Linked DNA regions of Homo sapiens: region 2 is linked to region 1. The links are chromatin loops, found by intact Hi-C in ENCODE. Cell type or tissue: heart left ventricle. All regions are shown on one strand. Each heading gives the region's core, and the rest is flanking DNA. Links, peaks and the distances in the headings are about the cores only.

Evidence for each region. A loop is a pair of places that touch in the nucleus more often than their neighbours do. Peaks named below come from ENCODE experiments on the same cell type or tissue, not always from the same donor. Only the 100,000 strongest peaks of a DNase experiment are listed, where the experiment ranks them.
Region 2: it touches region 1 in a loop (7-fold over the local background); 79 of 110 quality-filtered maps call a loop at or near these places.

The regions. Positions count from the first base shown.
Region 1 is chr11:30,337,422-30,354,321 of GRCh38, reverse strand. It overlaps ARL14EP (ARF like GTPase 14 effector protein), which reads right to left. Exons shown (of 4, transcript NM_152316.3): 4 at 16,099-16,900. Among named protein-coding and RNA genes, the nearest start is that of ARL14EP, 23 kb to the right of the region's middle. RefSeq lists a silencer at 11,305-11,354. In heart left ventricle, for the core only: a CTCF peak has its summit at 8,028 (motif pointing left); no DNase peak of the experiment used is centred there.
Region 2 is chr11:30,852,098-30,868,997 of GRCh38, reverse strand. DCDC1 (doublecortin domain containing 1) reads left to right here. Exons shown (of 39, transcript NM_001387274.1): 39 at 3,666-5,395. LOC107984419 (a long non-coding RNA gene) reads left to right here and starts at 9,800. Exons shown (of 5, transcript XR_001748485.1): 1 at 9,800-10,058; 2 at 10,984-11,091; 3 at 11,636-11,777. In heart left ventricle, for the core only: no CTCF peak of the experiment used is centred there; no DNase peak of the experiment used is centred there.

The sequences.
Region 1 (16,900 bases), core at 3,796-11,795:
GCGTGGTAAAGTTGACCACCAGTGCCTGTTTCTGGTCTTCTGATTCTTCCATCCCACATTCTTCCTATAACTAAGTCAGCCTAGAAGATGTGTGTTTATTTCAGGAAGAATCTCACACACTTCTAAAGTCTGAATTTTGCAGCTATGGCCTTAATGATGTTATGGGGCCAGGGCAGGCCCTTGTACAATCCTGAAAATAAGCATCTCCTTGAATCATTTGCCCTTGGCGCTTCCCTTGCCTCATCCTTGTTCTAGCCATGTGTTATTTCCTTGGTCCCACTGAACATAAGCCACAGGAGTACCCCCTTCCTTATAGGCAGAGTAGACAGCTGCTTCACCAGAGTTCTGAGGATCCTCTGAAGGTCCCCTTGATCACACTGTCTTCCTCACTGGCCTTCACCAATATCCAAAAGTCTAAGCCTGGAGTTACTTCCGAAAGCAAGAAGGTGTTGGGAAAAGTATGCAGGATTTGGAAACAAGAGAAAGGGTCTGAAATTCAGGCTCTGGCAAAAAATAATGGGGAACTTGGGCAAGTCACTTAATTTATCTGGATCTAACTTTTCTATTCCATAAAATGAGGAAGATATTATCTGCCCTCCTTTCCTCTGCATCTTTATGTGGATCAACTGAAATACTGATTGAAAAATCATTTTGAAAATGGAAAAGCAATATATAAGTGCTTACTGTGATTATTAAGGGTTAATACATTATTATCTATGTTAGAAGCAGTAAAATTATCTGTTCACCCCTTGGAACACTGAAAAGAAAGGAGACAGGTTGAGTAAACTTTGATTGATGAGCAAGGGGTGAGAGCATAAGTATATGAGTCAGGTCCCTTTGTTCAAAATGGATAGAAATCCAACTTGAAATAGTTTAGGCAAAAGAAGAAGGAAATTTCTAAAAGGGCATCACACTTAACCTAGAGTAGAACAAGGTGGGAGATGGTCCTCAGGGAAAATTGGAAAAGGAACTCAAATCGAACCATAACTTCACTTTTCTCATGGCAGAGCTTCCTCTTCTGTTATGTAGACTGTCTTCTTCCCTGTGCTGGGAACCTGGCTTATGTGTGCTCCCACCATTCAAATCCTGTTGTTTCTACCAACCAGGAGGAGCTGATTCTCTCTATTGTTTAAGTTTTGAACATTCCAGGGAAGGATGCTGATTGGTTTGGCTGAAGTCAGATACCCACTTCTGGACCAACTGGAACCAAGGAGGCAGAATCTTCGTGGGGACACATAGGAACTGCCTTTCCCAGAGGAGTAGGAACGCCTTGAAGCAGATGCCAAATGTTGTCCTCTGCAATAAGGCCCTGACTAGGTCACTGGCTGCCACATACAGTTGTTTAGGTTGTGCAGTGTGCTGCATGCAGCAGCCCCACCTGGCTGGGGAGAAAGCTAAAATGCAAGGTGCCTGCACAAAAACAGTTCATTTCTAAAAAGAAATGTACTCCAAAATGTGGCAGAAAAAGAAGTTTTGCAAAATGTTAGTCTAAATGAGAGAAGATGGAAGAAGTTTCCACTGGAGGAAAAGATAAGCCTGTGCCAGAAAAGCCTTTGTCAGCCCTTTGCTCAGAGCCCATGAGTGCCAGGCAGTGGACTGGGATGGGTGACAGCTCCATTCTCAGAGGCGTGCCCTCCCCACATTTTATATTGATGAGATGAAATGGGAAATTAAACTCTGACACCAATATGAATAGGGGAAAGAAAGGAAAAGCTACAAAGCGACAGTTCTTTCTTCAGACTTCAGAGAAATGATTGCCCTGCCTAATGTTGGCGGCATGTTCCAAATTGTTTGGGTTGTTAATGTGGAGGAACTCCAGTCATCTTTGTCCCCTTCTGCCAGGATGAGTAGGTGGCATTGAACCCACCCGTCCCTCCTGCTGATGCTGCCGGGCTAATTTTCCTCCAGCCCACATGTGCTAATCCTGACTTTGTCCTGCTCGAAAGCCAAATGTCCTCTCTCCACTGCCTGCCAACTCCTCAAACAGGCGCCCACGGCCCTTCACTCTATGGCCCCAATCTGCCTTTCCAGGTTCCTCTCCTGCTTTCTCTCTAAGTCCATAAATACAGACTTTTGTTGTCCCCTGATATGCCAAACCAAGTCTCACCTTTGAGCCTGTGCTTGGGCTATTTTTTTTTTTTTTCTGCCTGTAATGGGCTGCTTTTTGAAAACTTCCCTATTCATCCTTTACAAAGCATTTCCTGGTTCCCCCCAAGTAAATGCGACTTCTTTTTTTCATCCCCAGAACTCATGTCTTGTACTCCTTTATAGCACTCACCACATTCTGTCTTAAGTCATGGTTGCACTTGTTATATTTCATTCTCCCAGATGAAAAGATCCTTGAAATGAGATTTTTTTTTAAATGGTGATGATAAACACATATATTTCTTACTCTGCCAGCCCTGCTACATATTTTAAGTTATTTAATCCTCATGACAACCTTTTTCCAAATGAAAAACAGAAGCACAGAGAGGTTTAGTAACTTGCCAAAGGTCATACAGCTAACCTAAGATTGAATCCTGGGTAGTGTGCCTCCCTGAGTCCATGCTATTGACCACAATTATACCTCTTTTTGTGGAGGCAGAGGAGTATTTACTGGGAAGCCAATGAAGCTTTTTTCAAGGCAGCAATTTATAATTTTGTATACTTGTTGTAAAAGAAGCATTCAAACTTATATTAACTTCAGATCCTAAAAGAACCCAGGATGGATGTACTTGCTCGTGTTTGAATCCTCTGCAACCTCACTTGGTAATAACGATTGCCATGATGATGATGACAATCATTCCAACCCTTGTATAGAGCATTTGCAAGGCACCTCAGCTATCTCCCTGGATCCTCAGAACAACCTGAAAGTTAGGCACGATCCTTGTCACTTTTACAGATGATGTACTAACCTCAAAGAGACAGTGATTTTGCCTAAAGTCACCTAGCTAGTAAGTGATGGAGCCGGGACTGAAACTCAGAGCCTCTGATCCCATATGTCATGCTTCCTCCACTCAAACATTTACTGGCCTGTGGGTTCTGAGAGCCCTTTACAGTGCTTAGTAGATGGTGCTCCTCCCCGCCCCAGCCCCATGCAGACCCATTTGCAGAGCACTCCATCACATCCAACAATTATCTAAATTGAAGTTGTCCATCCTGCCTTTTAAGTTCTTTTCCAGCTAATGAACCTTTTCAACCAACACAGGGCGCTTGATGTTAATCACATGGAGAAATGCAAGCTCAATCTGTTCACCTTCGAATAGATAGCGCCTAAAAGGTATAGAAATTCCATTTAACTTCTCAAGTCCTAATCTTAAGAATTTCTTAGGGGAAACTTCTTCAACTGCCTGTTTTCAAGAGACTTTCAAAACCCTCAAGCAATTGCTAAAGTGATACTAGAAATGCATTTGCCTTTATCTAGAGACTTGGTGAGTACTAGCCTGTAATTTATCATTCTGTATAACAGAAAGCCTGGAGAATCATATTATAAAGAAGTCTTCAGCTTTCATAGCTGATATGTAAACATATTCCTAAGGCAGAAAAGGACTGGATTATTAGTGATGCCTAAACACTGACCCTGGGGAAAGCGCTCCACATCCAGTTATTTTTAAGGACATATTATCTTTGTGTCATGCAGGAAAGTGCCTGCACCAGCAAGGCCTTGTCTTCCTTCCCAGACTCACATAATCAGTGGTAAAGAGGTTACTGGAGATAGTGATTGAGAACTCAAGCTTTGGAGTTAAGCCAGCCTAGGCATGACCTGCATATTCCTGCATAAATATGGGTATGTGCATATATGCATAAACCTGGTTGTGGCTTATTTATATTACTTAACTTCATTCATTGATTCAACAAATATTTACTGAGCACCTGCTACATGCCAGCCAGTTTCGTAGGTACTGAAGACAAAGGAGTAAACAAAACAAAACTACCTCGGGGTGCTTCCATTTGTCTGCAAAATATAGCAGTAATTTGTCGCACCTCGCCCATAAGGCTGTTTAAGGATTACACCTGAGCCTGGTACCTGGCACATACTTATTAGTATAAAAACAAAATAATGTTTTACCCCATTCTAGATTTAAAATACTTCATGGTTCATTTGTTTATATTTTGAGCCATTTCAAACCCTGTTTTTCAGAAAATTATTGTGGAGTTTCCTTTGATGGGGCCTGGCAGATACGATAAATAGTAGCTGGCTCTTTGGGCTATGTAAGCAGGAGCTGTGGTAGGAGGCAGGGCAGCAGGCCGCATGAGTGCATTTGGTAAACTGAGTCATGGCCAGAATGTGTTCAGGCGGCCTTGGCATAGATCATCACAGAGGCTCTTCATTTTCAGTTTTATTCTGAAGGGATTGTGCTGAGATTACTTTCCCTCTAGAGTTTCTATTTGTCAGGAATACTATTAAAGAGTTTCAAATGAAGCATTTAACAGAAATTCCTGATGCTGTGGTTCCAGTTCATTTTCTTTCCTCTTGCCCACCAGGTCTCAGTGGTGGAGGGTTGAGTTGGACAACCTAACCCACTTCTGCCCAGGTCTTCTGGGTACTTGGCTATTCCTTGGGCTTCTCTGTGACGCATCAGAACCCAAGGCTGTGTGTGGGCCCATCCTTCCTTGGTACACAGATACAGAGACCCTTTGTCTCTGATAGACAAGTGGACTATCCTTTCCTCCCACTTCTGGAGTATCATGCTTTCCTGCTTTACTTCCTTTGTCTTTTCATCCTTTGGAATTCATTTCCCAGTAGCACCTGCCTTAGCACCTATCATTGTCACCTGGTGGGGCCTGAGCTACGGATACTGCACTTCCTTAGACCCCAAGGTGAGGCCCTCCTTCTGTGGCACACTTCCAACCCACCGTACAGGAAATAAAAAACAGCAAAACATTTCCTTTTACATTTCTTTGCCCCCACATTTTGCGATGGGAGGTGAAATAAGAAGCAAGGTCAAATTTTATGAAATTGCCAATGTCAATTATTTCTGACCTAAAGGAAGAAAGCAAAGGAGGATGGAAGCAAGGAAGCAAAAAAGGGGGAAGGAATGGGGGAAAAATCTTGTGGAAGCGAGGGCTAGAATTAGGTAACGACTCATATATTCTGCTCTTTAATGATAATTACAGTTTATTGAATGCTTCCTCTGCATGAAGCACTGGCTAAACAAAGTTTTACATATATCACCTCACTTAATCATCACATCAACTGCGTGAAGCTCCTCTGAACCCCTAAATTATTCCCATTTTAAGGATGCAGTAACTGAGGGTAAGAGTTAAGATATTCATCCAAGGTCCTGCAACATTTAACCACAAAAGTCATGGCTTATCTGCTATATGAGAAGAAAAAGATACAAATCATTAGCACCAACAACTTCCACTACCTTTTAATAGTGTTATATATATTTTCATGATTATAAGAGTAATCATGTTCAGTATAGGAAATTTGAAAATTACAGAACATTTGATGGAGAAAATGAAAAATCATATGAAGTCAAATATAACTTGTATTATTATTTTAGAGTCTCTCTCACTTTGGGTGTTTTCCTGCTTTTAACAAATTTGGAATTGTTCTTTTTATTTTATACTCTGCCTTAAAAATAATTAGCATTGTTATGAATGTTGCCCCATTACTTTAAAAATTCGCCAAAAACTTATTTGGTTATATTATATTGATACATAATATAATATATAAAACATATATAATGATATCCCATTAGCTATCCAATTGTTTTTCTCATGTTAAAAAATTAAGCAGTTACCAAATTCTGGTGTTACAAATGTGATGAACATCATTGTACAAAATCACTACTTTTGACACCAATGGCAGGTGTGTTTGTCATTTAAAGGTGATTTCTTTTCCACAAGAAGTGTCATCACTTACATTTTCTGGTTGTTCGGTCACAATGATCTGCATGGTGTGACCAGGTTGATGGAACTGATACACTGCATTTGTTGGGAACTGACCCAGCCAGACCTGGGGTGTGAGTGTCCAGACCAAAGCCAACTCCAGCCAGGTGAGAGGACTTGCAGCTATTTCCTCCCCTTGGTGCTGTCCTGGGCTCAGCCTGGTGAGGATTTCCCACAGGAGGCAGGGATGAGCAGACTAGAGACAGCTGTGTTGTTCTGAGAGCTCACTGCTGGCTGCCACACAGGGCAGCATCTGCTTTAATACCTAAGGTTGTCACCTGGTGGGGCCTGAGCTATGGATACTGCACTTCCTGAGACCCCAAGGTGTGGCCCTCTTTCTGTGGCACACTTCCAACCCATTGAACAGGAAATAAAACACAGCAAAACACTTTATTTCTTCTTCCCTTCTTTCATTCCCAAACCTTATTCTTACTTGGTTAAACTCACCTTCCTTAATCAGAAAGAAAGGAGGTGGCTCACACCTGTAATCCCAGCACTTTGGGAGGCCGAGGCCTGCAGATCACCTGAGGTCAGGAGTTTGAGTCCAGCCTGACCAACGTGGTGAAACCCCGTCTCTACTAAAGTAATCCCAGCTACTTGAGAGGCTGAGGCAGGAGAATCGCTTGAACCTGGGAGGTGGAGGCTGCAGTGAGCCGAGATCGCGCCATTGCACTCCAGCCTGTGCAACAAGAGCGAAATTCCGTCTTAAAAAAAAAAAAAAAAAAAAGGAGGGGCATACCTTCTTTTATTGTGGCAAGAAGGGGAGAAAGTAGAAACACACAAATTAGACTGCACTGCCAGTTTCACCTCCTGCTTTGTGCTTTTTTTTCTTTAAAGTATGACTTTTTCTCCATATTTTAAAATATTTTACTCAACAAAATTTATTGAATGTGTATTATGTACAAAGCACTGTTTAATGCAATAGGAATGGAAATGACTGAGGCTCTACTGAAAGAAAAATTTTACATAACTTTGCTTAGATTGGCTGCTTATTCAAAAATTTAGAATATTGAATATATTAATTTTCCTAGCTACTAGAAATGTCAAGCCCTTTACTAATAAATTCTAAGTTTTTTGAAGTCTCTAGCCATTTTTAGTTTAGTTTTCCCCCTGTGCCAAGGAGTTTTCTGTTTAACATTGTTAAATTTAGCAAATAAAAGCACAGGACACACAATTAATATTGGATTTCAGGTGAACAAATACCTTTAAATATATTTCATGAAATATCCATAGGTGTGTTCCAAGTATTACTAAAACATTATTTGTTCCTTATCTAAAATTCAAATTTAACTGGATGTCCTGTATTTTATCTGGCAACTCTATTTCTATTGAATAAGAAATTTTCCATTTATTGAGTCTTTGCCTTCGGCTTTTTTTTTTTTTTTTTTTTTGAGTCAGAGTCTTGCTCTGTCACCCAGGCTGGAGTGCAGTGGCACGATCTCTGCTCACTGCAACCTCTGCCTCCCGGGTTCAAGTGATTCTTGTGTCTAAGCCTCCCGAGTAGCTAGGATTACAGGCACCCACCACCACACCTGGCTAATTTTTGTATTTTTAGTAGAGACGTGGTTTTGCCATGTTGGCCAGGCTGGTCTCAAATTCCTTCAGGTGATCCACCCTCCTTGGCCTCCCAAAGTGCTGGGATTACAGGCGTGAGCCACCACTCCTGGCCTGCATTGGGCTCTTAACCTGACACATTTAATGTTTATACATCTCTATAATGTAGGTATTGCTATCCACATTTTATATGCAAGGGAATGGAGGCCTCTAGAAAACAAATAACTTGTCTGAAGTCCCAAAGCCAGCAAGTAGTGGAGACAGCATTCAGACTCAGGTTCACCTGACACCTAGGTCCATGCTCTTTCCTCTGGATTATAAGTACTTATAATTGAAGTATGGACTAGTTTTGGAATATTCCACTTTAACTGTATTTTAGTAGAATATTTGATTTCAAATTGAAAGAACAATCTATATAAGAAGGAGGGTAAGAAGGAGGAAATTTTGCTCTTCTTCCCATAATATTTAGAAGAAACGTTTTATCCCAAAAGCACTTGAACAAATGGCACTCCTCCAACTCTACCTTAAGATACTCATTTTCTAAATGTATAGTTTTTGTTCAAAGTGGTTGAGCGCTTCACTGGAAGTTTGTAGTAAAATATCGCCCTCTTCTGGACAGATGGGTATCATTCAATGGAGATGGATACAAAAGACTTTTTTTTTTTTTTTTTTTTTTTTAATTTTTTCCTTCCAACTTTTATTTTTGGTTCGCATGATACATGTGCAGGTTTGTTACATGGGTAAATCGTATGTTGTTGGGGTTTGGTGTACAAATCTTTGTCACCCAGGTAGTCTATAATAGTACCTGATAGTTTTTTGATCCTCATCCTCCTCCCACCTTCCAACCTCAAGTAGGTTCTGGTGTCTATTGTTCCCCTCTTTGTGTCCACGTGTCCTCAATGTTTAGCTCCCACTTATAAGTGGGAACATGTGGTATTTGCTTTTCTGTTCCTGTGTTAATTCACTTAGGATAATGGCCACCAGCTGTATCTATGTTGCTGCAAAGGGCATGATACTGTTGTTTTTATGGCTGCATAGTATTCCATCGTGTGTATGTCCCAGTACACTTCTTTTTGTTGTTTTTATGGCTGCATAGTATTCCATCATGTATATGTCCCAATACACTTCTTCATCCAGTACACTGTTGATGGGCATCTAGATTTATTCCATGTCTTTGCTAATGTGAATAGCGCTGCAATGAGCATACACATGCATGTGTCGTGTCTTTATGGTAGAACAATGATACAAAGGCTTTTTAAGAGTTAGGACAAAAGTACAATTCGATTATGTATCCAAACACACAATAAATAGCTGTTGTTGTCACTAAGTGTACACCTTCTTCACTGTGACTTCTCAGAACGAAAACAGAAAGACATGTTAGAATTGGCTGAGAAACATATTCCATCCATGTTTATGGAGCTGGCTGAGTGGTGGGCATGGAAGTGGGCAAAATCTTTACTTCCAGGACACACCTTAAGTAACCAAACTGCAATAATACCTAAGTCATCAGAATCACATAGCTTCAATGAATCCTGAACAGAAAGAATTTCACATGTATAAGATGAATGGTCAAAGAAGAATAGAAAAATATCCACCAGCATTGGAACTTTGGCGTCAAACAATCTATTTAGATTCCCTTCTCTTCCACTGATAAACTATGTGACCCTAGGCAAGTTATCTAAATTCTTTAGCTCTCAGTTTCCTCATCTGTGAAATGATAAAAATAGCCACTTATTAGGAAAGGTGGAATAAAGAAATGTGGTAATATCTGCTAGGGTCTGAATGTTTGTTCCCCCAAAATTCATATATTGAAATCCTCACGCCAACAGTGATGGTATTAGGAGGTGGGGTCTTTGGGAGATGATTAGCTTATGGTGACAGAGCCTTCATGAATGGGATTAGTGCCTTTATAAAAGAGGCTCCCGAAAGATCTCCTGCCCCTCCCACTGTGAGAGGTTTATAGCAAAGAGACATTGTTTATGAACCAGGAAGTGCCCTCACTAGACACTGAATTTGGTGGCATCTTGATCTTGGACTTCCCAGCCTCCAGAGCTGTGGGGAACAAATTCCTGTGGATTGTATGCTATCCAGTCTATGACATTTCATTATAGCAGCCTAAAAGGACTAACATATAAAGTATAAAAACAATTTCATTTTCTAAAGTGTCCTACTTTATTTTCACCCAAATTTTGGCTAATAGCCAAGGTTTAGCAAACCAAATTATTTCTCTAAATTTATCCAATTTTAGAACTGTGTATTTTTTCAAGAAAGTCGATATCACCATAAAGATGTTTTGAAGCAGGAACCTCAGAAATAGGTGAACCTATGAACGTCTAACCAAATATACTCTATATTTTTATGTAATTTCAACTGAAAAAAAGTTAAAAAATGTCAATACACTAAAATATCAAAAAAGATGAAAGCATTTAAATATCCCTGTATCACAAATGATTAAGAATATCCAGCTTTATAAAATACACTGTCAAGTATCAGAAAGTCATTATGCATTTGATTTTTTTTTTGGCATCATTATTTCTGGAAATGACATATAGAAAATGTTGAGGTGTGTGCTGAGTTCCCTTTTGTTTGGCAGGAACCAGTTTCACCTTCCCCTCTTTCACACCACAGAACTGAGAGTCCTGTAAGGGTAAAAGGGAAGAAGAACAGGAGCTGTTGATGCTTTAACTTCATTTTGCTAGCAGTGTTATAAACCACAAATTTAAGTCAATGATATGCCTTTAACTGCCTGACAAGTTATTTAATTCAGATACAGCTATTAAAAATTTATATTCATTTGACCTAGGATTGAGTTCTAGCTATGAAACATAGGATGACAGAGAAAATTATCCAAGTATTCTCTGTTTAGCTTATGAACAACAGAAATTTAATTCTTACAGTTCTGGAGGGTGAGAAGTCCAAGTTCCAATTTTCAAACATGCTAAGCACTTTAAAAGCAAGTAACACCAATACAAATACCCTAAATTGGTAACTTAATTACAAGTGCCTTATTGTTATTACAGAATGTCAGACCCTCATGGTAAATTACCATAGGCCATGCTACATTTGTCTAAAGGAGGTTAAGGTCCATGAGAATGGTATGAGAAGATTTTGCAGGGCAGGATTGAAGATGTGGGGGTAAGTCACAGCTGTTTGCTCTCCTTAAAAGATATAAAAGTTCCTGGCCGGGTGCAGTGGCTCACGCCTATAATCCCAGCACTATGGGAGGCTGAGGTGGGCAGATCACAAGGTCAGGAGATCGAGATCATCCTGGTTAACACGGTGAAACCCTGTCTCTACTAAAAATACAAAAATTAGCCGGGCGTGGTGCTGGGCGCCTGTAGTCCCAGCTACTTGGGAGGCTGAGGCAGGAGAATGGTGTGAACCCGGGAGGCGGAGCTTGCAGTGAGCCGAGATCGCACCACTGCACTCCAGCCTGGGCGACAGAGCGAGACTGTCTCAAAAAAAAAAAAAAAAAAAAAAAAAGAAGATAAAAGTTCCCAAGGGCATGAGTTTCAAACAGGCCATTCTACCCTTGATCTTTTATCCTCAAATGAGTAGAGCTAACTTTCCATCTAGTCATTACCTTGTATTCACTTAATGGTCAATCGTGCAAAAAGACAAAATTATTGACTCACATAACTGAAAATTCCAGGTTTGACTTCAGACATAACTGGATCGAGATACCCAAATTCTATCTATCTTGGTCTCTGGCTTCCACTTTCACGTATGTTGTTTACATTCTAAGGCAGATTCTCACTTAGTGCCAAGATTAGCCACCAGTAGGCCTGGTCTTAAACCTGTAAACTTAGCAACCCTCATTGAAAAAAAGCATCACTTCTTCTCTAGTCTCAGTAAGCCTGAAGTTGATTGGCTTTGATTGACCTGGCTAGTCATACATCCACCCTTCTAACATTCATTAAGGCTAGTGAGATGCTACATTCTCAAAGGCCAGGACTTGTGATAAACCCACCCTACAACCACAAAGTAAGGCCAACTGTATCTGAACCACATGGGCTGACTACAAGGGTGGTTTCTCAAAGGCCAACTGCAGAGTGCTAATTCCAGAAGGGGAAGTGATACTGGGCATGCAAAACACTACCAGACTTTAACTGACGTGGAAACAAAAATAAAAACAAAAACCCAAAGCAGATTCAAGAATTTTCCAAGCAGTGACCAAATGGACTTGATAATATGAACAAGAGAAAGGAGTAAAAAATGACTGACTATATATTTTATTGACTCATCTAAGGCCAGATACAGCAAACAATCTAATAGTTTATAATTTATTTGATTTTTAGAGCCAGGACCTGAGAACCAAGTTGAAATAGAAACAAATTAGGTTACTGTATTAGTCAGGGTTTTCCAGAGAAAGGGAACCAACTGGATGTGTCTGCCTGCCTGCCTGTCAATTGATATATTGATCTATCCATCCATCCACCCATACACCCATCCACCCATCCACCCATCCATCCATCCATCCATCCATCCATCCACCCACCCATCAAGAGGTGTAAGGAGCCTCTCAACATGGGTTGTCGGTATGTCACACAGTGTGAGGCTTTGTTTGCCAAGAATTTGTAGTTGAGCACTGACCCTAAAATCTATGTGTAGTTCTTTAAAAGACACAAGGAAAAAAATAAGCATGTTTTTTCAATTACAGCTTTTGGGGATGAGATGGAAACTTTTACTGAAAAAATTAGAAAATGTTTCTTTTTCAACATTTTCTATAGGAAAGTCTATCATCCAATTTAGAGAGGTCAGGAGCTATTTTGGAATAATAAATTTATTTTCATACACCAAACTGTAGGGCCTGTATTTTATGCAGAAATTTTCATTGCATAGTCTCATTCACTAAGTCATAAATGGCTAGATGCTTGCTAGCATTTTTAAAAAACCTCAATATACCACAATTCACTAAGCAATCCTGAATACCTCTCTTAATGCCAAAATTCAATTTGTATTTTATCCAGAATCTTGTAGTCTCCATTTACATGGTACCAGTACTGCTACTATTGGTTACTTTATCTTATGTGACAAAATAACCAATTTAATTTTCAATTACCTTCAAGACCAAATAATAAATTTGGGGTGTCAGAATATAACAAAAAACAATTTAATTTGCATTTTTCAAATTCTTCAGCGTAACTGATTGCTTGTTAACAAAGGGAAACTTAGCCAATTTGTTAAGTTTAGCAATGTTTGCAAACATTAGTTTTAATAAGTCTATTTATTATAAAACGTATCTTAGGCTTCAAAACCTAAGATAGGATAGGTAGATTATGGTAACATTTTTTTTTTTTTTTTTTTTTTTTAAGGTAAGAGTCTTGCTCTGCGTCCAGGATGGAGTGTGGTGGTGCGATCTCGGCTCACCACAACATCCGCCCCTCGGGTTCAAGCTATTCTCATGCCTCAGCCTCCCGAGTAGCTGGGACTACAGGTGTGCCCCACCATGCCCAGCTAATTTTTGCATTTTTAGTAGAGACGGGGGTTTCACTATGTTGGCCAGGCTGGTCTCGAACTCCTGACCTCATGATCTGCCCGCCTCAGCCTCCCAAAGTGCTGGGATTACAGGTGTGGGCCACAATGCCTGGCCAGCAACTCTTTAAAAAATAAAACGTTTGTTTGCTTGTAATGACATGAAATGCAGTTTCTAATCACTGGATGTTTAACCAAGAAATCACTCCCTTGTAGTTTCGAGGAGGAAAAAACACATTTTAGTTGTGGCATTTCACAGAACTGTAATACTTCCAAATTTAAATACCTTTTGTATTTGAAGGTGTTTTATTGCTATCCCAATAATCTGCTTTATCTAGTAAATTTCCTGTATTTTTCTAAAAGTTAAATTATCTTAATAAGATTAGTAAATCCTCACAACTATACCATTAAAAATACACATTGGGACATATACTTTGCAGAGGTCTATTACCTTTCGAACTAAGTATTCAGTTGTGTTTCATGATTTAAAAAAAATAGATAAGAGCATTACTTCCCAAGTACCTCCACTTTATAAAAATAAGTGAAAAGAGACTCAGAATTGCCTGTGTGTATTTCTGTATCCTCACTCACATTCTTGAAAATTAACACCCAATATGGTTGACTGCTGCTGGGCAAGACCTAAGAATGATAGAGAAACCATTTGATTTTGAAAAACATCCACTTCAGCAGGTTATTATATAATTACATGTTCACAGTTAAATTTATAAGTTAAGAGATTAAAGGAAAGTAGTAATAGCTGAGAGCAGTTTTTTTCATGAAGATACCAGATGTCAGCAAAACTAAGGCAGTGTCCTGAATTTTGCACAAGAATGTTAAGCTATAAGCAGGGCAAACATCATGGAGGTAGAAAACCTCTACCAAAATCCAGTCCAGATAAGACATCAGTTTTCTACATTGTGACTCAATGTGTAATCACCTTTTGGAGGTGGAAGGGGTATATGAGGCCAGTGGGATCTGATTTTTCAGGGCAGTCATAGCTCAAGGACTGAGCTGTTCTGGTTTTGTTTTTCTTGAAAACAGCCACCCACAACACTATTTAACAAACCAACCGACACTTTAGCCATACTCAACTGAAAAAGTAAAATGGTTTACAGAATATTTCATACTACCCAGGTACTGCAATACATGTTCAGGAATTCTGAACATCGATATTTGTGAGTACATGAATGCAGATATTTTTCTGGGAAGTTAGTTCATAGCTTTCATCACCTTCTCACAGGGGTCTTTTACTTCCAAAAAGTTAAGACTATAATAGAACTCACTAAAATTATGTTTTTAATAATGAATCACTGTATATATATATATGGATATTTCAAAATTCACTTGCTAAAAATTACTTGCTTGAAATCACGCCAGGGAGGCAGTTTTAGAGTAGACTGTCAGGTTGTATAACAGCCTGTTATATAGAACTAAACATAATACTTTAAAAAGAGAAGAATCCTATATATGATGTTACAAGGTAAATAGCTATTTCCATATTTTAAAAAAAAGGAAAAGATCACGAGATGACATTTTATTCAAATATATACATGCATTTCTACCTTAATATTTGTGACCAACATTGTGTGAGACCAACATTTGTGACCTAACTTCTCTACTAGGATCTACACACAACAGAAATTGTTTATAAAACTTTGCTTTTTAGATTAATTCTAAAATAATTTATAGTCACCTGGAATATTTATGCACAATATAAAGAGGCTCTAGATGATTTCATTATATTCCATATTTCTGTAATTTTATATTACAAAATAGTAAGTGGGCTCATTATTTAATTTTTCCAAAACATAGCTTTATTACAGCTTACTGTAAATCAGATACACCTTTCTCTGTAAACATTTTGTATGCTCATTAAAAGTTTGCTTCCCTAAATGGGCATGATGAACAAATATTAGCAAAATTGCTCAAGAATATTTTCCTTTGAAAAACGTATTAGTCTTTGAAAAATTACAGGTCTGTTCTAAAAAATGCTGCAATATGGCAATTTTAAAGTCATTCATTCCATCAAAAATATTCCTATTTTAAGTAAAAAACCTGATTTTAATTTGTCCCTACGAAAAGCCTAAGCACTGTCATACTTAGAAAAACTAAAAGATGGTAGAAACAATTAAGATCTAATGATCCTAATGTTCAGATAAAACTGGAGTGTTTATGTCCTCAATAATGAAGTATTTCCTTACTTTAGAGAAAGTAATCTAGCATCTGACTTAAGTGAATAAAGCTGAAATATTCTTTTGCCAGTGTTCAGGTAAATCATACAGATCAAGGAACTGACAAGCTAACTGTATGTACTTCTGGTAACAGGTGAGTGAACAGTTAAAATTATTAAAAATATGTAATTCCAAGGCTGAATATGCCATTCCCTCAAAGTAAAACCAGTCATTTTAAAAGCAAAAAAATTAAAAAACAAACAAACCCTCTAATGGTCAATTCAAACTGGCTGCATAAATTGAGTTTTAATGGCTACAAAATCTTTCAAATTGCTAAGAGCACATTTGATTTAACTGAAGGACTGTATTTAGGATGCAAAAAACCCCCCAAAACCCAGATTAGTGGCAATGTCCCATGTGACAAAAAGCTTTTAGACAAAATGACAGCTGTCTTTAAAAAAGTGCAAAGACCAAGGAGGGCAGATCATGAGGTCAGGAGATCAAGACCATCCTGGCTAATATGGTGAAACCCCGTCTCTACTAAAAATACAAAAAAATAAGCTGGGCGTGGTGGCACGCGCCTGCAGTCCCCGCTACTCAGGAGGCTGAAGCAGGAGAATCACTTGAACCCAGGAGATGGAGATTGCAGCGAGCCGAGATTGAGCCACTGCACTCTAGCCTGGGCAACAGAGTAAGACTGTCTCAAAAAAAAATAAAATAAAAGCAAAGAGACGATACCATTCCCCCATCCTCCAAATAGCATCCAAGCAAATTCCAACATCAAGATGCAATCAATTTCCAAAAAATTTATTTATACTCTGTATTAACCAGTGTTTCTCTTTTCCATCCTCACTCCCTAAGGAGTCTTTTTACAATCCTAATCAACCACCCCCAAAATTTTAATACCACAGATATGGTATCTGTTTAAGTACTGTGTGTATATTCATGCTTTATACATCAAGTTTTTGTCCCCCAGAACAATCTTGACAAGGACTGCGTGGCGCTAACAATGAAAAGTTTATAGTATTAAAACTTTTTTATTTGAATAAGTGGGGAGAAGAGAAATATATTTCAGCACTTAGATATATAAATTATTTCCAAAACAGTTTAATACTCAACTAGTCGGTTCTATCAAAATCAGTTTTCCCTGAAGTAAGCACTGTTCCCAGCTACAAGCGATCCTCATTTCACATGGTACTGTGGGACCATAAAAATGGTCCTGCAATCTTAATAATCAATAGGGAAAATGATGATTGTTCCATGACCTTTAAGGTTCTGCTCAAATATTAAAAACTCTTAAGACCAGTTATAAATGTAGAAAAAAATGCAAAAATGTTTAAAAATATTTAGTACACTGTAATTTAAAACATTAGAAATAGAATTAAAGTGTTTTATTTCATTGTAAAAACAAAGTAGTTTGAATAGGGCTTGCCTTTTTTTCTGGCAAGTAACTTACCATACTGAGTAAGCATCTTTTATGTTCACGGCAAACTGCCATACTCCTTCTAAGTTTGGGTCAGCTTCCACCCTTTTATTGCTTGTGCTTTCAATGTTGTGAAATATTTCTATATTCACATTAAATATCTTTTAATGTAAAGTTTTTTTTTTTTAACCATCACTTCCTCTGGGACGTATCTGTCTTTATTGCAACCACTTTGCTTATTTGTGTTGGTAAGTTTGCCTTCACTAAGCTCCTATGAATACACAGCAGCAAGAACAACATTCCCATGGTCAGTGACTTCTTCTACAAATTCATTTATGTTTGATTAAAATTTCACTTCCAGTGTTATCATTTTTCATTGCTTTGCTGCACTTTCATCTTT
Region 2 (16,900 bases), core at 3,173-11,172, 520 kb before region 1:
AACCACATGCTCCCTGGTGCAGGCAGGCTAAGGAAAGATGAATGGCATTATAAGACAGACATCTGAATGTTTCGTATTAAATTAGTCCCACAGAGCACCCAGAATTCTCATTCCATAAATCACAAAGTAAAGTAAACTCACTCCCAGGTTAGATTGCTGTGACTTTGGCCTGGGGTGTTATAGATAATCTGAGAACAGTTAAACATTTGTCTGAAATAGTAATAATTTTGAGCATATTTACTCAGCAGCATAGAGGTGACCCAGACTGATCTCTGCTGCCAGAAACAGCATGTAAATGGGAGTCAGCCAATTTAGAAGATTTCCAAACAAGAGTCACTGCTTCTCACATCCTCTGTCTACTCTGAAACTGCCATGAGCTCTTTCAGGAGCTCCTGGGTGCTGCAGGCCCAGATGAGCAAACTTCACCCTCTCTATAGAGCAGGTATGGGCTGGGCGTGGTGGCTCATGCCTGTAATCCTAGCACTTTGGGAGGCCGAGGTGGGTGGATCACCTGAGGTCAGGAGTTCAAGACCAGCCTGGCCAACATGGTGAAACCCCATCTCTACTAAAAATACAAAAATTAACCACGTGTGGTGGTGGGCACTTGTAATCCCAGCTACTTGAGAGGCTGAGGCAGGAGAATCTCTGGAACCCGGGAGGCGGAGGCTGCAGTGAGCCGAGATCACACCACTACACTCCAGCCTGGGCAACAGAGTAAGACTCCATATCAAAAAAAAAAAAAAAAAAAAAAAAAAGCAGGTATGAAAGAGCATGGATGCACCCCTCCCCCTCTACTAAATTGCAGTTATAGCACCATTTTGAAATCCACCTTCACCTTGTCTTGGTGTAAGAATCAGAGTTAGGAAGCATCTTGATTCCACTAAAGCCACATTTCTCTTCAATGACAAAGGCTTATTCTGAGACTATTTTACATATCTTTGGATCTATTCTGGTTCTTCCATTCTTGAGCTGACATTGTGGGTATTCAGGACACTAATTAGAATGGAAGGAATATTGGGCTGGGACTCATGAGATCATCCAACTTGATGCTGACTGGCCGAGGGACCATATAAGCTGCTACATCCTCTTCTAGAAAATGAAAAGAGCAGATTCCTCTAAAGTTGCACCCAGCTTTAAAAGTCTGATTCTAATTCAGTGATATGATTAGGAAGATATGATTTTATTTTTTCCTCTCTCTCTCTTCCAGCTGATTCCTGGAAGTTCATCTGCTTAGTAGGTCCTTTCTACAGGTGCTCACCAGGATCTGCATATGGGGTCACCTTCACCTTCAGAAGCCCAATTTAAATCTCACCAGAGCAACAGAGGGAGGTCATAGCATGACTTTGTGGTAGCCAAGGTCTGGAGGTCACTCCTTCCAGGGAAAGATTCCTGGACTTGGAGACAAAGGCCTGACTTGAGTCTTACCTTCCTGCAGTCTTGGGAAAGTTTCTTGGCATAAGACTCAAATGAGATCATCAACACAGGAAGAGAAGGGCACTAACATTTTTAGAGTGTCTACCTGTACCGGGCACCATAATGGACTTTTACATAAATGTTGTCTGTCTCATTCAGTATTCACAACCACCCTACGAAGTAGATATTTCTTCTACTACTTTTACATTTTACAGACGGGAAAGCTGGGCTTTCAAGAAGTGAAATATCTTTGCTAAAGGCACCAGCCAATAAGTGGCAGAACTGGGATTTATACCCAAATCTGCCTAACCTCAAAGCCTGCTTTTTCCATTTAGGTTCCCTAGAAACCCCTTGTAAGTTTTCAGTGCAATAGAAATGTTAGATGTGGTCTTGGTAATTCTGAAAATGAGTTCACTAGATGCCTTGAAGTGATCATTTTTATGGTTTAGTTGCCGCTTATTTGGATGACTTTCCTGATGACAACTGAGTTAGGCAAGGTAAGCTACATTTGGATGCCCAACCCAAGGTGTGAGAACAGAAATCTATTTCTCACATTTCTGGAGGCTGGGAAGTCCAAGATCACAATCAAGGCACTGGTGTATGGTGAGGGTCTTCTTACTGCTTCCCCACAGGGCAGAAAGTGGAAGGGCAAGAGAAAGCAAACCCACTCCCACATGCCCTTTTTATAGCAGCATTAATCCATTTATGAGGGTAAATCCCTCATGACCCAAATACCTCTCAAAATGCCCCACTTCCCAACGTTGTTGCATTGGGGAGTCAGTTTACAGAACATGACTTTTGGAAGTCATATTCAGACCACAGTAGGTGCCATAATTAAGTACCACAAGAGGGGTAGCTTAAACAACAAAAGTGTGTTGTCTCACAGTTCTGAAGGCTGGAAGTCCAAGATCAAGGTGTTGGCAGCACTGATTCCTTCTGAGGGCTATGAGGAAGAATCTGTGCCATTCCTCTCCTTAGTTTCTGATGATTTGCTGGTGCTGTGGACTGAAAATTTGTGTCCCTCCAAAATTCATATGTTGAAACCCAATCCTCAATGTAATAGTAGTAAGAGCTGGGACCCTTAGGGGCTAATTAAGTCATGAGGGCAGTAGCCTCATGAATGGAATTAGTGCCCTTATAAAATAAGCCCAAGAGAGCTGCCATGCCTCTTCCACTATGTGGGGACACAGCAAGAAGGCACCATTGGAACCAGGCACCATATGAAACAGGAAGCAAGCCCTCACTAGACACCAAATCTGCCGACACCTTGATCATAGACTTCCCAGCCTCCAGAACAGTGAGAAATAAATTTGTATTTTTTCTAAGCTACCCAGTCTATGTTATTTCATGATAGAAACCTGAATAGACTAAGAAAAGCTGGCAATCTTTTGACATTTCTTGGGTTGTAGAAGCATCACCTCAATCCCTGCCTTCATATTTATGTGACATTCTTCCTGTGTCCTTGGGTCCAAATTTTCCCATTGTTGTAAGGACATCAGTGATACTGGATTAGGGGCCCACCCTAGTCTAGTGTGACTTCATCTTACCTAATTACATCTGCAATGATCTTATTTCCAAATAAGATCACATCCTGAGGTGCTGGGGGTTAGGATTTTGACATGTGAATTTTGGGGGAATGCAATTCAACCCATAATAATCAGTAACAAAAATCCCCAAACCTCACCCACACAAGCCTTCTTCATAGCACAAGTGCCCTACCATTAAAGATTGCAACATTCTTTCTTGATGACATGCCTCTCTCTTTTATGTCTTTCTTGTTCCTTACTAACACTGATGTCTGATATTAATGGAAAAACCATTAAAAAAAAAACTATTATCCTATGAGGTAAATTGAATGCACTCAACTGTAAAAGGAAGACTTATCGATCAATTTTAGTTAAACCTTGCTTGTCTGACACTTTGCTGCTAAGGAATGTGTTTTTATTGCCTGGCCAGATAGTTCAGATTTCCGGTCAGTCTTAGTAAAGACCCCTTTTATAACATTGATAAAATTTTATCACAGAGCTATGAAAACAAAATTAGATTTCATAACTCACATCAGGCCTTGAAGGGGATGCCTCTATAAATTTTACAAACCCTATCAAGTTTAATGCACCTATTCTGATAATTTTTTCAATAGCAAATTCTACTGAACTTCATATATACTATGTGTGTATATAAATGTGTGTATGTGTGTGCGTGTGTTCATGTATATACATATATATAGATTTGTTTCTCTCTCTACCTTACAGGAAAGAAAACTTTCTTTACCCACTTATAAACAGAAGACTGTGACAAGAAGGCCAATTATTTCCATCGCTGAAGACTCTAAATTTGGCAAATCTTCTAAATAACAATCCTGCATAGTTTATTAAAAAAAATTAGTCGTAAAATTTATCCTTCAAAAATCTGCATTTTAAATAAACCCTGACAGTGATTTCTCAAGACTGTAAAGATATTAGTCTGAGAATGCAACTCTAACAGACTGCTCTGGGCATCTTTTCTCTTTGCCTTGGCCAGGCCTCTCAGAATTGAGTGAGCGTGTGACTCCATTTGCACAGTGGGACAGATGAGTACAACTGAAATAAAAAGTGGAGGCCTCTGCAAAAAATAAAAAATAAAAAATAAATTTATCCTTCAAAATAACTCAGTTTTTTCAATGGGCCTATTTTGAAGAATGAACATTGAAAAATGAGACAATATATCCATAAATTCATAGTATGACATACCATAATCGAGAGCATTGTTAGCCATAGACATTTTGTATGCCAGTGAAATCTGTATACATTCTCTAAATTTTTCCAGTTTATCGTGTGGCTTATTGGAAAAAAAAAAGCATATACACTGACTGCATGTTTTGTCTCCCCAACTAAATGATAAGTGCCTAGAGGGCAGGAACACCCTTGGTTTTATTTACTTGGGACAGAGCTCTACCCACAAGGGCTCACTGATAAAACTCATCAGTCCCACCCCACAGCAACATGATGGGGACATGAGGTTCAGTTCTTCTACTCTTGGCCTGAGCCGCAAACCAAAATTACAACAGTACAATGGGAATAGAGGATCTGCTTTATAGAATTTCCTTTCAGTCAGCTGCTCAGAAACTACAATCCTCAGAGTGAAATTAAATGGAGTTATACTGGGATAGTCCTCTCTGCTTTTCAGAGGAAAGAAACACTTCTCGAAATTGTGCAAATGAAAGAAATGTCATGGTATAAACTAGACATCTTATATCCTTAAAATATATCTTTGATGATTATACATATTGGTTTCAAATCCCAAGTTTGAAGAAACATCCAAAAGTTATGTGAAATTACTTATAGATGAATTGACAACATTTGAGACTTCGACAGGCAATCATGAAGCAGTTCTCAAGTTGATTTGGTTTATATAGCTCTTTAAGAATCTTTTGGAAAGCCATAATCTCACAAAATACAGATATGCAATTTTTTTTTTTTGAGATGGAGTCTCACTCTGTTGCCCAGTCTGGAGTTCAGTGGCGCGATCTCAGCTCACTACAAGCTCCCCTTCCCAGGTTCAAGCAATTCTCCTGTCTCAGCCTCCTGAGTAGCTGGGACTACAGGCGCCTGCCACCACACCCAGCTAACTTTTGTATTTTTAGTAGAGATGGGGTTTCACCTTGTTGGTCAAGCTGGTCTCAAACTCCTGACCTCAGGTGATCCACTCGCCTCTGCCTCCCAAAGTGCTGGGATTACAGGCGTAAGCCACCACACCCAGCCCAAAAAATGTTTGTGCACAGAACTGTGGATGTTTGTCACAGAACTTTCCAAATAAAGAAGTTCTGATAAAAGAGAAGATATTTCTCATTTCCATAATCTTTAAGGTGTGGGGGATACGTAATCTGGACTTCTCAAATGGATGATTTCTAAATACGCGTCAGATGAAGTGATTCTAACTTTCTCTGTAGTAATATCTTATTTTGTTTTATTCAAAAACAATAAACCATGTAGATTTATTAGCATGTGTGGGTGTGATTTTTGCATCTAGGAATCTTAAGTGGGAAAAGAGAAGGAAATATCAACTTCCTCAAACTGCGTTGTTAATTTTGGTCATTCCTTGGAGAAAACCCTTATTACCTGGAAGGAAAAAAGCTAATTAAGTTGACATGTCTCACAATCACAAAGCCATTTTGCTGGCTCCTGTTACAGGCAGAAGGAATACATACTGCTTTCCTTTTGTCTGTCAGGAGAATAATAGGGAACACTGACAGGCCTGGCAGTTGGGGATTGAAACTCAGCAGAGGAGTGGCCTGTAAACGCACAGAGCCTACCTGGAAATCCCTGCTGTTTGGCCATGGAAAAATGGGGCACCTTGGGTTGGAACCCCCAGCTATTTCCACTGCTACACTTTTAGTGCATTTATCTCTTATCTAAGATGGTGATGTTGCCAAGCGTTCAGATGACTTTCCAATGATTTTATTCCCAAGTCATGTTACAACTGTACTTCTGTTAATTTAGTCACTGTTTACTGTAGTTTTAGTTATAAATCCTGCAAAAAGTGTCTTCTGACTCCTTTTAAGGTATTTAGAAACCTCCTTAAAGCTATTAAATTTTGATATGTAAAAACATATTGGATTATGAATTAATGTCAATGTCATTGGCTAAATTATCAGATTATTAAGAGCACTAGACTAGGAGCCTGAAGATGCCCTTCAAGACCGCTATCCACTGTTTTGTTTCCAGAGCCCAGCATGGTGCCTGGGACACAGTAGGTGCTCGTTAAACCTTTGTTGAGTATCAAATGTAGAGTTGAGTTTCAACTGTAGCTTGATTCTCACCACCCATGGGACATATCTATTTTCTTATCTGTGGAATGAGAATAGTAATATTTCCCTTCAGCCCCAAAAAGTTATTTTTATCATCAGATAAAATGAAGCATGGAAAAGTACTTTTTCTGTGTTTTTAATGAAAGTAGTAGTCTTCAAAATTAGGCATATGTACTGTAGAGGAAGAAAAATAACTTTCTCTCAACCCTTCTGAGTTCTTAGCTGGGACAGACCACTAACAAAAGACAGACTAACAAGAGAAACACAAACAGAAGTTTATTAATGTGTATATCCCATTTATATATGGGAGGTGCCCAGGAAATGAGGAATTCTCAAAGAGGTGGTCTAAGTTTCAGGCTTAAATCCCATCTTTAACTAAAACAAAGAAAGAAGGGTGTGGGGAAGACCAGTTAAAAGGAAATGGCCAGTGTTCTCAGGAGGGGAAGTCTTGCCCAGTAGGTAAGAGCACTGGTGTGAAAGCTAATGAAGGTTAGCTAGGAAACTACCATCTATGGATCAGACATTATGCTAGTACTTTAGATGCATTGACCTGTTTAATCCACACAACTGTTATTAGCTCCACTTTGCATATCTGGAAACTGAGGCCCTGATGTTAAGTAAATTTGCCTCAACTCATGGCTAAGAAAGGGGTTAGAGAAGTATGAGACTAACAGCGTGGACACTAAACCCCTACACTAACCATGGCCCATTTGTTTATTCCAGAAGTGTTTATTGAGCACCTACCATATGCTACGTACTTACTGTATCAAGTTCATTTTGACATTAGCAGATAATATGTCAAGAGAAAGGAAAGTTCATAGAAGAGAAAACAAAAGGAGAAGGTGAATGCAAAGTGCACCCTACTTGTTCCTTTGATTGAACTCAGGAGAAACAACACTTTTTTTTTTTTTTTTTTTTGCTACCACTCTCTGAGCTTCTGGAATCTCTCCGTCTGCTCTCTGTTTGAACTTCAGCAAATATAAAACTTATATTTTCTCTGCTCCTGGAGCTTTCAGAATCCCAAAACATTTGGTTTAGATTAAATCCGTTGACTGAGGCATTATAATTCGGCTTCAACACAGATGATTCCATCAAGCATCGCCTTATCTAACCGAACTGCTTATTACAGTAACAGAGTACACTAGTCAGGGGGCAAGGGCAGGGCCAGGGGGAGAAGGTCATTCAGGTTTAGCAGCCACATGTACACAGCAGGGTGGTGTCCTTTTAGAATCGAGAGGAATGGATTCATAAAATCCAATCGGGAGCATGTGTGTGCATTTATACGAGCCTTTTTTTTTGACTGAATCTAAATTATAGAGATTTTAATAGCTCCAGTAATTAGACAAGTATGCAGTCAACCCCATTATGTTCCTGTGTAATATCACACTCCCTAGGGCCTACCTTTTCTGCTTGCTGGGCTCCCTGCATGGGCCCCCTTCCCCCTTATTTTCTACCATAGGGAAGCGGTTTTCTTTTCAAAGAGCTTACTGTTCACATTGTTTTTATCCCCTCAATCCGGAGGTTGGATTTGCTTTCTCAGGGGTTTCACCATTGCATTGGCTAGTTATGTAAGAAAAGGACAGAGCAGGCTCTTGCAGTTCATTTGCATCCCCACAGTGCCTGGTGCACGCGCTGGGAGCATGGTGGATGTGTTAACTTGAGAAGAGACTTCGCACAATGCCCGGTGCGGTGTAGATATTTCAAAATTGTTTACAACTCAAAACACTTGATGATCAGATTATTGACCTTAAAGGGAGCAGAAGCACATTATTCACTATCTTAAATTAGGAAATCTTTTGTAGAAAACTGCCTTTCTAGCTTCCTGATTGCCTCTCATTAGTTTTTCTCTCTATTTTTTTGTAACTTTCTATTATCCATAGTAATATTTCACTTTGTCAGCAGAGATAATCACCCTGCAGGTGCTGAGGGCTATATCTTGAGATATGTTGGCCATTTTGAATTTTTTTATATTGCTGTTTCTTCTAGAACTAAAAAAAAAAAAACAACTTTGGATGATTTAAAATTAAGGGCAGGATGTGCTGTATTAGTAAAATTATGCAGTTCATCCAATTAAGAGATTGACTTTTCCCATCTGCATGTCCCATACATATTTTCTTAGGGGCTGTCAGAAAGCAGCTTTGGTGCCATTTACTTTTTGTGATTTTTTCATGAAGATATTCTCAAGAATAATTGTAAAAAGATGTGTGGAGTTTAGTTTCTTGAGGTCAGCTTTTCCTATGCAGTCCTTCCCCACCAAAAGGAAAATAATAATCTATAATAAATTAACTATATTTCCTTCACAAGGATCTGAATGTTGTCCCCTAGAAAGCAATTCTAGAAGTCTATGAAGCTGGCCTCCACACTATCTAGAAACAAAAACAATCCCCAAAATAACATAAAATCAAATGTTTAAATCATCCTTGGAATTGAGTTAGTTGTCATTGGCAAACTGATACTCTCTTTTCTCTAGGAAGTGGTGACGGCAACAGTGGTGGGGCAATGGTACTGAGGCTTGGAAGTCAGTGATGTTTCCTAAGACTGTTGTCTAAAAATCTTTTCTACCAAGGGAGTAAAGGGATAACGAGCTGGGATATTTTTGAAGGATACTCACAATTTGCAACACAAATAAAATCTAGTTTAAAAATATGTGTGTTTTTTCAGCTCTAATGACTGAAAATGTTAAACTAAATATTTTGCTTAAACAAGTAAAGATGAAGGGGTTAGATGAGCAAATTAGAATGCAGAAGCTGCCTCTGCTGCCAGTTTTCCCTAGAAGAGAATGGCTAATTCATATGCGATGTATTCTTGTCTCTCCTTGGGAGAAAGAAAGTCTGCCCTGGGAGGAGCCCGGCTGTTCAGCATTTTGCTGCTGGTCAGGATTGATTCCAGATGTGGGAGGTAAATGCTAGAAAGAGTTTGGAAAATGGAGTGGAAATGAAAAATCCCTCAGGCCATTTGAGTGCTGATGACAGATGAGGTAGATATTTTCAGGTAACTAATGAACTTGCTGGGAGCTTGGAGAGTGCTTAGCCCAATAGATATTTAACAGGCAGGAAAGACCCAGCTGAAATACATGGCTGCTCCCATGCACTGTGCACCCAAAACAGGGGGAAACGGGGAGTCCCAAGGGTAACACATAAATATCGAAAGCTAAGACACAGCCAGCTACTCTGTAAATAAGCTGAATTTGCCTTTTCCTGAAGCTAATTCACAATTTATGCGTGGGTTTTTTTTTTTAATTTCTCATTATTTGATTTATCATGACTATTTCATCGTTCGAAGAAATATTTTTAAAAATGTTCCCCACGTGTAAGTCAGTCAGGCAGAAGAAGAGACAGAACAGCACAGTAGTTATAAGCAGAGTTTCTGGAGTGACTCAGACATGGGTTCAAATATTGGCTCTGCCACTTTCTACCTCAATTTTGAGCAAGTCACTCTCAGCCTCAGTTTCTTTATTTATAAAATGAGTAAAATCTTAATATTTATTTTGGATGAGTTGTGAGAATTAAGTGAGATGTTCTATGTAAAGCACTTAGCTCAACAGTCAATTAATGCTCAATAAATATAAAGCTAACATCATAATTTTTGTTATTTCAGGAATGGAGTTTGGGCCAGGAGGTGATACACCATCTCAGCATGAAAACAATTTAGTCTTTTTAGTAGTAGAGATTTTATGATTTATGAGCCATTCATATCATTAACAAGTGCTGCTATTTTCAACTTTAATATTGGTATTTCAGAGTTCTTGGTTGCAAGCAACAGAAATCTATCATTTACAACAAAAGCAACGAGGAGATTACATGAAGCGAAAGAGGGGGCTCACAGAATTGAAGGGATGCCGGAGAACAAGAAGCTGAAGGTAGGAAGCAGAGCAGGAGACACAGAAATCTATGGTACCTGGGGAAGACAGGCAGGTAGGTGAATAACTTCCTGTTATTTAACTTGGTTCCAGACCAGCCCAACATTCAAGGTCTCAGGAGAGAAGATCGTGCCTGACTGACCAGGCTCCATTCACATGCTCAAATCCTGGCTGAGAGGACAGGGAGAGGAAAGATATGTAGAAGATGAGCCCCCAGCATTAATCTCTCACCTCAGTTACAGACACAAGGAGAAACTGGGATACTATAAAGCAGGAAAACGTATGCTGGTAGCCAAAACTCATAAACATCCATCATTACTGATCCAATATTCTATAATGCTTTCCACAGATTTTTGCTTTCTTCTAAGCACATGCTCTTGGGTATAATGATCATGTTGCTCAAGTCACACTCCCAAGTTCTAAGAGCTGAAAAAGACTTAAAGGCAACTACCAGTTTCTCTTGCTTGACTTAGAAAGGGAAAGCAGTGCCTAGACTCCATCTCCAACCGGGTAACAATGGTCTGAGGAGAAAGACTATCTACACACACACACTGAAAGGGCCAGAAAGGTAAAGCCAGCATTGCCACATACAGTGGTGCAGATTGAGAAGGCAAGAGGGGACTGAAATTCAGTGTTCATTCCTCTCATAATGCCTCTGCCCAGAGGAAGAAACTTCTTTTTATAATTTTCACAAGGACACCCCCACATTGTCAAGCCCTGAACACATGATGTTACATCAGCTCAGAAGGGGTGCCATTTTTGAAGTTGGACAAAGTTACTTTATGGGCTAGTGGTGGCCCTTGCTAAATCCCACACTCCCCAGAAGGGAGGGAGAAAACAAATGAAACAGGGATGGCTGCCTCCCTCCTTTTCTTCCTTTTGGCATTTTTTATTGTCTTTTTCTTCTTCTTTCTCCTTGAATCAGAAAATCTCAACATTGAAGGAGCCTTGGACAACCACCTAATCCTATATTCATTGAATAGTTGAACTGTATCCACCCGGCGTAATACCCATGGCAACTGGTCTTCCACATGTAAGCATCTCCATGGACAGGAAATTTGCCACCTTACCACATAGCCCTTCTCCCTTCTGATAGTTCTGAGGAAAATTCTTTCTTACATCGACCTGAGATATAGGTACCTGTAATTTCTATTCTCTCTGATTAGTTCTTTATCTGTGGCTGCAATGAGCAAGCCTGACCCTTCTTACAAATGAGAGGCCTGTCAATAGTTGAAGTCCAATGTGATGCTTCTCCAAGGCTGTAACTTTCACACTCAGTCCTTGGGCAACATGATTTCATGATACATCTGGTGAAAACTTCTTTAATTTCTCTCTCATTCATATTATATAGCCTTCTTACAATGTGTCATCCAGAACTAAATGTAGCAGCCAAACATCTCCAAATGAAGCTTACTAGAATAATAAATATTAATAATTATAAAAATCATAATAAAAATAGCTGCCTCAACTAAATTAAAAACTTGCTATATGCCAGGCATTGTGATAAACACTTTACTTACGATATTTAATCATCATAACAACCCTTTCAGAGATTCTGTCATTTTTTCCTTTTATAGATGATGAAATAGCCTCTGAGAGGTTAAGTCACTCACCCAAAATTTCCACTGCCAGGAAGTGGTAGTGATGGGATTCAAACCTGGGTGGCCCTGAGACCAGAGCTTCCGCTCTACCCACTTCACTATACTTCTCTTACTACAGGTAAAAACCACATCAACTCTGTTCTTTTTTGCCATTTCTCCTGAGTGCTCACCAAGATTTTACCAACCTTTAGCAAATTATCTGATATCATTCAGTGCCAAGATTCTCATTCTGGTAGTCATTTGCATGAAACATTTTTCGATAGAGATTATACTGCCGGGTTCCATATACTGAGATATACATATACTGAGAGGAAGGGTATATCAAAAGTAGGTTGTGGAAGAGTAGGAAGCATTGCACCTAAACTTCCATGATTAACTCCATGTGTTTTACTCAAAGCATCAGGTTGCTCTTTAGACTTCTTGGTTGCTTTGGAAATTTTGATGGTGCTTTTTGGAGAGTGGCTTGGGAAGCCAAAAAAGAGTTGAGGGCAATTACTGCTTTAACCAAAACAATAGAACAGCAGGAAGTTCAGTGCAGTCCCCTAGCTTCTCCCCTTCTTTACTCATTTAATACTGGAGAAGTCTGTGAATTATGGTATACACTGAATTTCCAACTTCGTGGACATTGGCCCTTTTCATTATCTTAAGCTCTTTTCATTGCTCCGTTTCTGGGCCTTATGGGAAATGATTCAAGCACTCCATGGAAGATGATCAATTCTCAAGCTAACCCCAGGCAAGTATGAAGAATTCTCCCAAAATCACATGATAGCAAGCTGATAAGATTTCTCTCATCTTCAGTCAGTGAGAAGACCAAACTGCTTCAACAAGTTTGCTTCCTCAGGGATGGGTGTGGTGGCTCACTCCTGTAATCCCAGCACTTTGGGAGGCCCAGGCAAAAACATCACTTGAGCCCAGGAGTTCGAGACCAGCTTGGGCAACAGAGTGAAACCCCATCTCAAAAAGAAAAGAAAAAGAAAAAAAAAACAGTTTACTTCCATAGCTGCTACAGCTCTCCTAACAGTCCTAGAACTCTGGAAAGTCAGTAATCACCATAACTGAGTTCACTCTGCCCTTTAGTAACAGCATAATTAATTCTGTTAGGATTACGTCAATGAAAACATGTGTAAAACGGTGTCATAATACTAACTGTAAAATTCAGTGGCAAAATCCAGAGTGTTCTGAAGTAGCAGATCTCTGCTTCTTTAGGGCAAGAGTTCTCTTTAGTTTTGCCCATTCTTTTATCTCGGTCCCTAGCTTAGTGCTCAGCACATGGTAAACAGTCAATAACTACTTTTTGAACATCAGCTTTAACCTAACATAGAGGTGCCTTAAAAATGCCTAATCCTTCAAGAGGTTGTGAAACATCATGTATCTTTAAAATTGTCAGCTACTTTGAATTGTGAAGTCTTGTTTTTCTATTTGCTCCACACCTTAACCCCCTTAGATAAAATAGGCTACTTTTATTTTTCACCAGTTTGTCTTTCCACTACTGTCAATGGTAACTCAAACCTAAACCCTTTGATGGAGATATTTTCTTGTTTTAAATCGCCGCAGATGAAATGTTTAAAAGGAATTCCAAATTTTGGTCTCTTTCAAACTGACTCTGTGCTGAATATGTAACGTTACCTTTTAAATTTAGAGATTTTACTGGCTAAGATTTGTCACTTGGACCTCAAATTTTAGGAAGAAAATGCTAGATTATAATTCAAAAGATCAGTTTTACATTTTGTATGTAATATAGCCCACTAGGTGGCATATGAACACATGGAAAACTCGGTCTATGTATTAAAGATGAATCCAGTCTACTGTTTTAAAAATAGGTTTTAAATCCCGTTGAACTATGTGGTTGTAATAGTATTGAAACTCTTAGCATTTGTGAACTGGAAAATTTGGTGGTGACAGAACTGTGTTTCTGTATTAGATAAGAGATGTTCTAATAGAATCCTGCTGCTCCTTTTGATGGAATACCGTTCTGAAATTGCATCCAAGGATGAAAAAGTTGGTACCGTGGCACCCTGTCAAGTAGCTCCTGTTGCTGTGAGGTGTGATTAAAAGACACATAAGCCAGCAGAAAATGTGACACAAAGGGCATCTATATAAAAAATTAACAGACTACGTGATATCATTTAGGCCAGATTTAGAATCACAATAAAGACCTTGTTTTAGTCTGTTTTGTGCTACTATCACAGAATACCACAGACTGGGTAATTTATAATGAACAGAAATTTATTGGCTCACAGTTCTGGAAGCTGAAAAGTTGAGTATCAAGGTGATGGCACCTAACAAGTGTCTTCTGGCCGCATCATCACATGGCAGAAGGCGAGAGGGTGAGAGACGGAGCAAGAGGAGGCTAAAGGCACCCTTCCTAACAGTACCAATCCCACCATGGAGGTGGAGCCCTCATGGCCCTCAGCCCCCAGTACTGTTATGATAACAATTAAAATGTCAACATGAGTTTTGAAGGAGACAAACATTCAAACCATGGCAGCCCTCTTCCAGCATTCAGCATTTCTGGGCTAAGGAAATGGAAGCAGTTTGGATGAGGAAAGGAAGGCTTCCAGAAGAATCCCTCCTCCAGTGGGAGCAGAGCTGTGCCTGTTAAATGACATAGGTTTCTCCTTGACCAAACTCTACTCAGGCTCTTCTGAACTCTTTTTTTCAACTAGTCCTCTACTTTTGGACTTCTGTGTTCATCTTGGCATTGTCTAGCTCTAGCAAGAACACTGCTGGCCGAGCACGGTGGCTCACGCCTGTAATCCCAGCACTTTGGGACGCCGAGGAGGGCGGATCACAAGGTCAGGAGATCGAGACCATCCTGGCTAACACGGTAAAACCCCGTCTCTACTAAAAATACAAAAAAATTAGCCAGGCTCAATGGCGGGCACCTGTAGTCCCAGCTACTCGGGAGGCTGAGGCAGGATAATGGCGTGAACCCGGGAGGCAGAGCTTGCAGTGAGCCAAGGTCACGCCACTGCACTCCAGCCTGGGTGACAGAGCGAGGCTCTGTCTCAAAAAAAAAAAAAAAAGAACACTGCTAAGTCAGTTCAGCTATCCTCCATCTTTGATCACCTTTAATATCTAATCAGGTTCTTCATGCTCCACCATCCCTCAGGTGATGTCACCCTGGCCTGCCTTCAGCAAGAACCCCATTAGGTTGCTTTAGCTGCTATCGCCCTCTTATCCCTAATGTTTCCTCTTACCAGTTTTCACACTGAGCCTCTCTACCCCCCACAACTCTGCTTCTTGACTATAAATTTCCACTTTTCCTTGTTGTACTCAGAGTTGAGGCTACTGGGCTCAGAAAAAAATACCCCAGAGTATGGTGCTTTGACATGCTGGGGACTTTGATCTAAAGAAGCAGCATCAGAAACAAAGTCTCTCTGATCTCCCTCTCCCCTCAGTCCTGTTTCTCTCCTGAAGTGCAAGAAGGGGTTTTCTCTGAGTTTTTCCTCATCTGATTAAGAGAATTCCGTCCAGAAGGGCATGCAATTTTTGTAAACTCTTTCCCTGGAAACTACATTAACCAGAGAAGATTAATTCCTATGCAGGAGAGGAGACTAAAGGCCTCCAGGACCAGGATACACTGCCAGATAGACTTTTCACCTATTCTTCTGAGGGTAGTAACCCTCAGAAGGCTTTATCTGCATAATAAGACAACCTTTGTTTGCAATGCAGTTTCTCCCCTCACCCTCCTGTAGCTTGGCACCACTACCCTCCAGGAGCCTCTTTCTATAGCTCAAACTGCTATTTAAGCTTCAACCATCTGGCCCTTCTTTGAGTATCATATTTTGTATGGCTCCCATGCACATGTGCACATAATACATTTGTATTCCTTTTCTCCTGTTAATCTGTTTACTGTCAGTTTATTTCATAGACTCAAATTACCAAACCTTCAGAGGGAAAAAGGAAAAAGCTCCTTTCACCCCTACAGGTACAGTCACCTCTCTCCTGCACTGCAAAACCCCATCTCAGTTGTCCTACTCCTATTGCAATGGTCCTGAATAAAGTCAGTCTCACTGCCCTTTAACAAGCATCATGAATAATTTTTTCTTTAACACAACCTCTCAGCTGTGGCCCTTGTTCTGTTTAGATAACTAGCAATTTGGCCAAGAGTACATTTGAAGACCTCCTGCCATCTTTCGAACTTAATAAAAATAGCTTTAATAGCTACATGCTTTATGAAATAATATTTACCATCTTTGTTTAAAAATGTTCCGTTCTTTCAACATTTTACTCTAAGATCCTAGATCTTTAGAAAGTTTTTCTTGACTTTCTAGGCCTGGGTAAGTTACCCCCTGCGATGTGCTCCTATAACATCCTATGTTTCTGCTGTTATTGCCTCAATTACACAGGACCGTAACTACCTGTTTAAGACCTGTCTCCCCCTCTAGACTGAAAGCTCATTGAGGGTAGAGAACCTGGCTGCCCTGCTCACCACTATTTCCTCAGGGGGATGCATAGCAGTTCCTAGCACTAAAAAGGTATTTGCTGATTAAACAAAAATGACTTCCGAAGAAAGTGCATATATTGACCTCTAAATTAAAAGTCTTAAAATGTTTGCAAGGGATTCTCCATAACATAAAATTCAAAGTTATTCCCTTCCTTATATTCTCAGATTCCAGCCTCTATTTTTATGATGGTTCTGGCCTTCTGCTTTAAGTCACCACCAGAGCAAATAGCATCCAAAAACCGCCACCCAGAAATAACTTTGGGCTGTGCAAGCCAAATCAGAAGTATTCAATTAAATTAACATTTATTGACCACCAGTAAACATGAGAACCAAACTGTACAGAAAATATTTGGTATTTTATCCTCACCAGGGATGTTCCCCAGTGCATTATAATGTATCAAAATGTCTTATCATTTTTCTTTAATTAGATACCCTTGGATGGATGTACAAGAAACAGTGTACATTATGCAACAAAGTTTTTCTTAATTTTTGTCAAAGACAACCTTGCAAACAGGACTGGAGCTTCTAGCAGCTTCTGGCAAGGAAATTTTATAAATGAGAATTTGTAGCAGAGGTCACGAGTTTAGTCTCTGACATTGTATCAACTGGATTGGCATCCCAGCTCTACCACTTCCTGTCTTGAGACCTTGAGTACTTTATTTAACCTCTTATGAAGCTATAATTTTAAAAGGGTAAAAATAGCATTTATCTTATGGGGTTATTGGGAAGATTAAATGAAATAACATGCATAAGCTCTTAGCATAGTGGCTGGCCCATAGCAAGAGGTCAAT